2 separate regions of the Homo sapiens genome follow, and region 1 is linked to region 2. Evidence: read pairs that join two places in POLR2A ChIA-PET (ENCODE). Cell type or tissue: HepG2. All regions are shown on one strand. Region 1 holds the start of IQCC (IQ motif containing C). Region 2 overlaps KPNA6 (karyopherin subunit alpha 6).

What was found. ChIA-PET counts read pairs that join two places held together with the same protein. Peaks named below come from ENCODE experiments on the same cell type or tissue, not always from the same donor. Only the 100,000 strongest peaks of a DNase experiment are listed, where the experiment ranks them.
Region 1: POLR2A ChIA-PET joins it to region 2 with 5 read pairs; 8 of 35 experiments call an interaction of 5 or more read pairs at or near these places.

What each region holds. Positions count from the first base shown.
Region 1 is chr1:32,203,091-32,207,090 of GRCh38, forward strand. It overlaps CCDC28B (coiled-coil domain containing 28B), which reads left to right. Exons shown (of 6, transcript NM_024296.5): 3 at 789-955; 4 at 1,096-1,289; 5 at 1,508-1,530; 6 at 2,104-2,297. The coding sequence ends at 2,158. IQCC (IQ motif containing C) reads left to right here and starts at 2,581. Exons shown (of 5, transcript NM_018134.3): 1 at 2,581-2,633; 2 at 3,064-3,207; 3 at 3,419-3,671; 4 at 3,912-4,000. The coding sequence starts at 2,592. RefSeq lists enhancers at 1,568-2,069, 2,519-2,738. In HepG2, a CTCF peak has its summit at 2,388; a DNase peak (open chromatin) is centred at 2,501; H3K4me3 peaks cover 1,479 bases.
Region 2 is chr1:32,150,669-32,154,668 of GRCh38, forward strand. KPNA6 (karyopherin subunit alpha 6) reads left to right here. Exons shown (of 14, transcript NM_012316.5): 2 at 3,920-4,000. Among named protein-coding and RNA genes, the nearest start is that of TXLNA, 27 kb to the right of the region's middle. In HepG2, no CTCF peak of the experiment used is centred here; no DNase peak of the experiment used is centred here.

The DNA.
Region 1 (4,000 bases), 52 kb after region 2:
GCCACTGCACTCCAGCCTGTGTGACAGTGAGACTCTGTCTCAAACAAAAAAAAAATTTTTTTTTTAATTAAAAAAAAAGAAGAGGGCTAGGGGCAGTGGCTCAGGCCTGTAATCCTAGCACTGTGGAAGGCCAAGACAGGCAGATGACCTGAGGTCAGGAGTTCAAGACCAGCCTGGCCAACACGGTGAAACCCCAACTCTACTAAAAGTAAAAAAAATTAGCAGGGCATAGTGGCAGGCGCCCATAATGCCAGCAACTTGGGAGGCTGAGGCAAGAGAATCACTTGAACCCAGGAGGCGAGGTTGCAGTGAGCCGAGATCACACCACTGCACTCCAGCCTGGGCAACAGAGCGAGACTCTGTCTCAAAAAACAAAAAAAAAGAAGAGGGGCAGAAAGATATTTTGGGAGGAGGTAAGACAGCCCTGGTGGCAATAAGGGAGTAGCTGTCTCTATATACGCTGAAGACTAGGGAGGATAAGTGACTCATTCAGGGTCATAAAACAAATGAGTGAGGCACTCAGACAGGAACCCAGGGACCCCCTTTCAGGCACTGCTCTGGCTGTGTTATTAGCAGAAAAGACTTCTTTTTGACCTCTTCACGCCTCCTCACCCCTTCCCAGTGCCCAAGGGGAACCATAAAGTTACCCATTTATGCTAGTAAGTAGATGGGCAGATGAGTTAGTGCAGATAGACAGATAAACTGGTGCATAGGCAGATGGCACAAAAGATCGGGAGGTGCCTGACTGCCCCCTACCCTGTGATCATGGTCATGTCCACCCCACCCAGAGTAGGCAAAGAGAAGTGCCGCCCAGTCCTGGCTGGAGGTGGAAGCGGCTCTGCAGGCACGCCCCTGCAGCACTCCTTCCTGACCGAGGTGACTGATGTCTATGAGATGGAGGGGGGACTCCTGAACCTGCTCAATGATTTCCACTCTGGCCGGCTGCAGGCCTTCGGTGAGTCCTGGGGGCTGGTTTCAGCGGGTGTGTGGATAGGGCTGTAGGGCCCAGTCCATGGGGCATGGCTGGGACCATGGTTCCAGGGTTCCAGGGTTCCAGGACTCTTTCCCAGGGTTCAGACAGGGGCTTCGTTCCAGGGAAGGAATGCTCCTTTGAGCAGCTGGAGCACGTTCGGGAGATGCAGGAGAAGCTAGCCCGGCTGCACTTCAGCCTGGATGTGTGTGGGGAGGAGGAGGACGATGAAGAGGAAGAGGATGGGGTCACTGAGGGGCTGCCAGAGGAGCAGAAGAAGACAATGGCTGACCGTAACCTGGACCAGCTGCTTAGCAATGTGGGTTCATGTCTGGGTGCTTTGGTTCCTGGGGGCATGAGGGGTGGAGAAGGTACATACTCCCAAAGCCATTCCTGGGCCCTGGGTGAAAAGGTGGGAGTGCATGGATCCAAGAGCTCTGGGCCCCTCAACCTCCCCAGAAGATAGCCCCCAGAGCATTGGGGATTTGGCCTGGTTCCCCTCCTAACAGAAGCCTCCCTTTTTCTCTTTGTTGGCAGCTGGAAGACCTCAGTAATTCTATGTATCCTTTCCAAGGAACCCGTCTATGTGTGTGTGTTCCTGAGAGGTCAGTTTCCTCCTCTCCAGCCCTCCAGGAGTATTCACACACAACCAACTTCCCCACCTCTTGCAGTCCTGTCAGATTTAGCCACAGACTGCCCAAACCCAGGTACAGGAATTTAGAATTTCCCCAAAATTAGAAGAAAAGTGGTTGTAGGGGATGTTTTACTACTGATCAAAATCTTTGTGAGTACTTTAGCTGACATCAATCATAGCAAAGCTTGTCCGATGTCCTCCTATCCTTTCAGCATTGAACAATTATTTTTACTAATTTACACTACCACCTCACCTGGTCCTCAGTCAGAAACAGCGCGAGTGCGCGCGCACACACCCCAGTGTGTCTGACCTGCACGATCTGGATGAAGAGAGAGGGGGTGAGAGAGGGCAGGCGGGGACTGCAACCTCAGTCCACAGACGGCCCGAGACCCTCGTCCCCGGCCCTTTGCACAGGTGAGGGAACTAAACCTGTGCAAGATGGGAGACCGGGGTGGGAGGAAGGACTGGTCCAAAGCGCCACGATCCTTGACGGGCACAGCCAGAAGCTGCACCTGGCCGAGAACGCCGAGCCTGAGGAGCAGTCCGCTGCGTAGGCGTCCCACGCAGGCCCACACTGCCCCTCTCATTCTCTTCAAACTGTGACTTTTTACAGACTCGGGCGGGTGTTCTGCGGCCCCCCAGGTGCTATGGGGGAGGGGGGCGTTGAATGGAATTAAACCAGAAAGAAAGCAAGCGGCTCCGTGTCCTGCTTCCCCTCCTTGCGCCTTTCCTCCCGGTCTCCGCGGAGACAGCCCTCGGTTATGGAGGTACCGCCTGCGGGATTGGAGTGCCCCTTGCGGCTGTGGGAGGGGCAGTCGGGGGCTGGGGGGACGCAGGTACGCCTGTCGCCAGGACGCCTCTACCCTGGACGGTAGGAGGTTGCCGTGGGAACGGCTGGGGCAAAGCCCACGCCCGCGCATGCTCAGGAGCGACGCCGACCAATGACGTACTTCGCAGGCGCGCGGGCGGGCCTGGCAGTTGGCGCCCATGGAGCCAGAGCTGCTGGTTCGGAAGGTGTCTGCATTGCAGGTGCGGGGGCGGGCGCGGGGTTCACAGGATTTTTCCTTTAGGGAAATCATGGGGTCTCGTACCTGGACCTCCCAGCGAGATGCTACCACGTTCAGTCCCCTAACTGCGCGCCAACCTCTGGAGATACCGGCTGTCCCCAACCGCGCTGAGGAAAGCTGGGACCCACGGACTCCCTGCCCTGCGCGTCCCCACTCCCACCACACGCTCGCGCCGGATCAGGGAAACGGGAAGAGCCTTAAGGCGAGGAGGGGCATCCAGTCTGGCATCGTCCCTCGAGCCCCCCGGAGCCCTAGCGCACAGCCCACCTATCCTTTCCCCGCCGTCAGGTCCCCTCTTGCATTCGCCGGGACGACCTCTTCAGGACAGTCCTCCGAGATGCCCCCTCTCTTACCGTGATAAGGGACTTCTTTCCTCTCGTTCTCCATACCAGGCCTGCGTCCGGGGCTTCTTGGTCCGACGCCAGTTCCAGAGCCTGCGAGCTGAGTATGAGGCGATTGTACGAGAGGTCGAGGGCGACCTGGGCACGCTTCAGTGGACCGAGGGCCGCATTCCCAGGCCGCGATTCCTCCCAGAGGTAGAACACACCTAGGAGAGAAGGGAAGGAGGGACTTGGGCAGGGTGGAACCCACCCTTCCCAGTGATAAGCTTTTCTCACTGGAAGAGGCAGTAGACTCACCTCCTCACACCCCACTCCTTAACCCTCACCAACTTGTCTGCTAGATCATGGTGCCCAGATACTTGGAAGGGTTTAGCCCTGGGGCTCTCACATCTCTCTTGTTTCTCAGAAGGCAAAATCCCATCAGACCTGGAAAGCAGGAGACAGGGTAGCAAATCCAGAGCAGGGGCTGTGGAACCACTTCCCATGTGAAGAGTCTGAGGGAGAGGCCACCTGGGAGGAGATGGTGCTGAAGAAGTCAGGAGAGAGCTCAGCAAATCAAGGAAGCCTCTGCAGAGATCACAGCTCCTGGCTTCAGATGAAGCAGAACAGGAAACCCAGCCAAGAGAAGACCAGAGACACGACAAGGATGGAGAATCCAGGTACCTCTCTGCAAAGATCAGGGCAAGCCCCTGACCCTCACTGTGCCTCAGCCTCCCATCTGAAGAGTGAAAGGCTTGCGCTAGATAAGCTGCATCCCTTTCCCGTCTTCCCTCTGCCGGGATAGGGCCACCACATGGTTGGGCAGTGCAGGGGAGGGAGTTTCCAAAGTCTAAGGCTAGGCCATTTCCCAGGGTCTGGTCCCTCAAGGTTTTCTCCTTCCTTTCTTCCCTCCTTCACAGAAGCCACAGATCAAAGACTGCCCCACAGCCAACCTCAGCTTCAAGAGCTTCAGTACCACCGCAGCCACTTGGCCATGGAATTGCTGTGG
Region 2 (4,000 bases):
CAGGCTGGAGTGCAGTAGCATGATCTCTGCTCACTGCAACTTCCACCTCCCTGGTTCAAGTGATTCTCCTGCCTCAGCCTCCCGAGTAGCTGGGACTACAGGTGCGTGCCACCAAGCTCAGCTAATTTTTGTATTTTTAGTAGAAACGAGGTTTCACCATGTTGGCCAGGATGGTCTCAATCTCTTGACCTCGTGGTCCGCCCACCTCGGCCTCCCAAAGTGCTGGGATTACAGCCGTGAGCCACCACGCCCCGGCTGTTTTTGTTTTTTAGAGACAGGGTCTCACTCTGTTGCCCAGGCTGGAGTACAGCGGTGCAGTCATAGCTCACTGCAGCCTTGAAGAACTCCTAGGTTCTTCAAGCTATCCTCCCACCTCAGCCTTCCAAAGTGCTGAGATTTATAGGCATGAGCCACCATGCCTGGCTCTGGCCCATAATTTTTAATTGGATTCCAAGCATTGTGAATTTTGTTTTTAGTGTCTGGATTTTGTTGTCTTTTTTTTAAAGGATGTAGGGCGTTTTATAGGTGTTCTGTTTTAGCAGTGTAAGGCTCGTTTTTAAGCTTCATGAGTAGCCTTTTCTGGGAATAGTTTAATCCCACTACTAAGCCATAGCCCTTCTTAGGGTCTCTACTATGCCCTAAGTGATCAGGGAGAAATCCCCATTCAGATTTGTCTAAAGTCTCTCAGCCCTGTGCGAGCTCTGGGAACTGCTGAGCTTACATACAGCTTCTCAGTTGCCCTTTGTGTGACTCATGGAGCTTCACCCAGCATGTATGCATCCTTAGTCTTCAGCAAAGATTTAGGGAACCCCAAACAGATTTCCCAATTTTTTTTTTCTGCCTATTTCTCTCCTCGCTGGAATGCTGTCTCAGTGTTTTCAGCCACCTCAGTCTCACTGAAGTCTCTAGTCTCTCCTCCACTGGTGAGATTTCCGTGGTGCTGTTTGGGACCCCTCTTCTGCTATAGAATGTGCCTCTGGGCAGAAAGCCAAGGAGACAAGTAGAGCTCACTTAATTCGTTTCCCTCTTGGAGAATCACAATTCTGCATTGCTGTTGCCCGATGTCTGAAACAGTTTATAGCAACAGGGGAAATCCTATCCCTCTTATTCCATCATGGCTGGAAGTGGAAGTGATAACTATATTAATATCCAACAAAAGAAAAAGGGCAACAAAGGGCATTGTTAAGGAATAATTTGGCTCACTTTATAACAAACTTCTATTCACAGTCAAGATACAACAGTTCTAAATTTGTATGCTTCTAATGAAATAGTATTAAAATACATAAAGCAAAATTAAACTACGGGGTAAAATGGCTACATTCACTATCAATAAGGAAAACATTAGTGAAGTGAAACATTAATAGAAGATTTGAACAACATGATGGGCATGGTGGCTCATGCCTATAATCCCAGCACTTTGGGAGGCTGAGGCAGGGGGATTGTTGAGGACAGGAGTTCAAGACCAGCCTAGACGATATAGTGAGACCCCCATCTCTACAAAAAAAACGTAAAGATTAGCCACTCATGGTAGTACGAGCCTGTAGTCCCAGCTACTCAGGCTAAGGCAAGAGAATTGTTTTAGCCCTGGAAGTTGAGGCTGTGGTGAGCTGTGATCGTGCACTGCACTCCAGCCTAGGCAATAGAGGGAGGCCCTATCTCAAAAAATAATGAATAAATAAAGAACAACATGATGACAACTTAATTTAATGGACATGATATTCAGAAAGCCATGCACAATAATTTAAGAATACAGATTCTTCTCAAGCACACATGGGACACTTATGTAAATTGAATAAATCAAAAGTAATTAGATATTTAGGACTGAATTACAATACAAATATTAATTTGAAGGAAATTTATAAGCCTTAGAAAGGTAATATAGAAGTATAGTGTGGGGCCAGGCACGGTGGCTCACACCTGTAATCCCAGCACTTTGGGAGGCCGAGGCAGGTGGATCACGAGGTCAAGAGATCAAGACCATCCTGGCTAACATGGTGAAACCCCATCTCTACTAAAAATAGAAAAAATTAGCCAGACGTGGTGGCGGGCGCCTGTAGTCCCAGCTACTCGGGAGGCTGAGGCAGGAAAATGGCGTGAACCCAGGAGGCGGAGCTTGCAGTGAGCCGAGATGGCGCCATTGCACTCCAGCCTGGGCAACAGAGGGAGACTCTGTCTAAAAAAAATAAAAATAAAAATAAAAAAAATTAGCCCTGCGTGCACACCTGCAATCCCAGCTGCTTGGGAGGCTGAGGCAGGAGAATCACATGAACCCAGGAGGCGGAGGGTTGCAGTGAGCCAAGATCGCGCCACTGCACTCCAGCCTGGGTGACAGAGTGAGACTCCATCTCAAAAAAAAAAAAAAAAAAAAAAGTATAGTGTGAACATTTAATTACTTAGATATACAACTTAAATTAGAAAAAATGTAGAAAGGGGATAGAAATCATATAGTAGAGAAGACTCAATGAAGCTAAAACTTGGATCTTGCAAAAGACTAAAATAAAAATAGTCAAGTCTCTGGTAAAGGTTCTCAGGAACAAAAGAGGGCACAAATAAGACAATATTAAGGATGAAGAAAGTACACAGTCACAGATAACTGATTTAAAAGAACGTGAACAGGCCAGGCGCAGTGGCTCATGCCTGTAATCCCAGCACTTTGGGAGGCCGAGGCAGGCAGTTCACCTGAGGTCAGGAGTTCGAGATCAGCCTGGCCAACATGGTGAAACCCCGTCTCTACTAAAAATACAAAAATTAGCCGTATTAGGCGTGGTGGCAGGCACCTGTAGTCCCAGCTACTCAGGAGGGTGAGGCAGGAGAATCATTTGAATCTGGGTGGCATAGGTTGCAGTGAGTCAAGATGGTGCCATTGCACTCCAGCCTGGGCAACAAAAGTGAAACTCTGTCTCAAAAAAAAAAAAAAAAAAAGAAGAAAAATATTTAAAAATACAGAAACAAACATTTTTCACAGAAGGGGAAACATATAGCTAATAACAACATGAAATCTAACCTCATTAGTAATCTGGGATATGCAAATAATCATCTCTGTGAAATACTTTATGACACCCAGTAGATTGTCAAAAGTATTGGTCAAGATATTTGTCAGTGGCAGTACTATGGAAGACAACTTTGGCACTAGCTGGTCAAGTTAACATTTATTTACCTACAACTGAGTAATTCACTGCTTAGAACAGCAGTTCTTGGCTGGACGTGGTTGCTCATGCCTATAGTCCCAGCACTTTGGGAGGCCAAGGCAGGTGGATCACCTGAGGTCAGGAGTTTGAGACCAGCCTGGCCAACATGGTGAGACCCCGTCTCTACTAAAAATATAAAAATTAACCAGTTGTGGTGGTGTGCGCCTGTAATCCCAGCTACTCGGAAGGCTGAGGCAGGAGAATCACGTGAGCCCAGGAGGCAGAGGTTGCAGTGAGTCGATACCGTGCCACTGCACTCCAGCCTGGGTGACAGAGTGAGACCCTGTCTCAAAAAAAAAAAACAGCATTTCTCAAAGTATGGTCTGCAGACCCCTGGGATTACGGGTGGGAGCCACTGTGCCTGATGTGTTCCTGTTTTATTAAAGATTAAATTCTGAAGCAATAAAAGTTACAGGAGCTTGTCCAAGGTTGCACAGCTAACAAGTAGAAGGGTCAGGATGTGAACCCAGACAATCTGTCTCTAGGGCCCACACTTTTAACTACTAAGCTTATACCAATTGCTTTAATACCACCTGTTTAGCAAGCTTATTGTAATTAAAAGATACTGGGGCTGGGGGGTGGGTAGAGATGTCAGGTGCTATTGAGAGCTCCCAGAGAGCTGTATTCCCCCCAGAGTAGGGGAGGGTGAAGGGTGGGTAGGGATAGAAGTCTAGTGAAAAGGAAATGCTGTCCTCTCAAGAGTTTTTGGCAGTGTGTATCTTTTCTTCTAGAGACCATGGCGAGCCCAGGGAAAGACAATTATCGAATGAAGAGCTATAAGAACAATGCTCTAAACCCTGAAGAAATGAGAC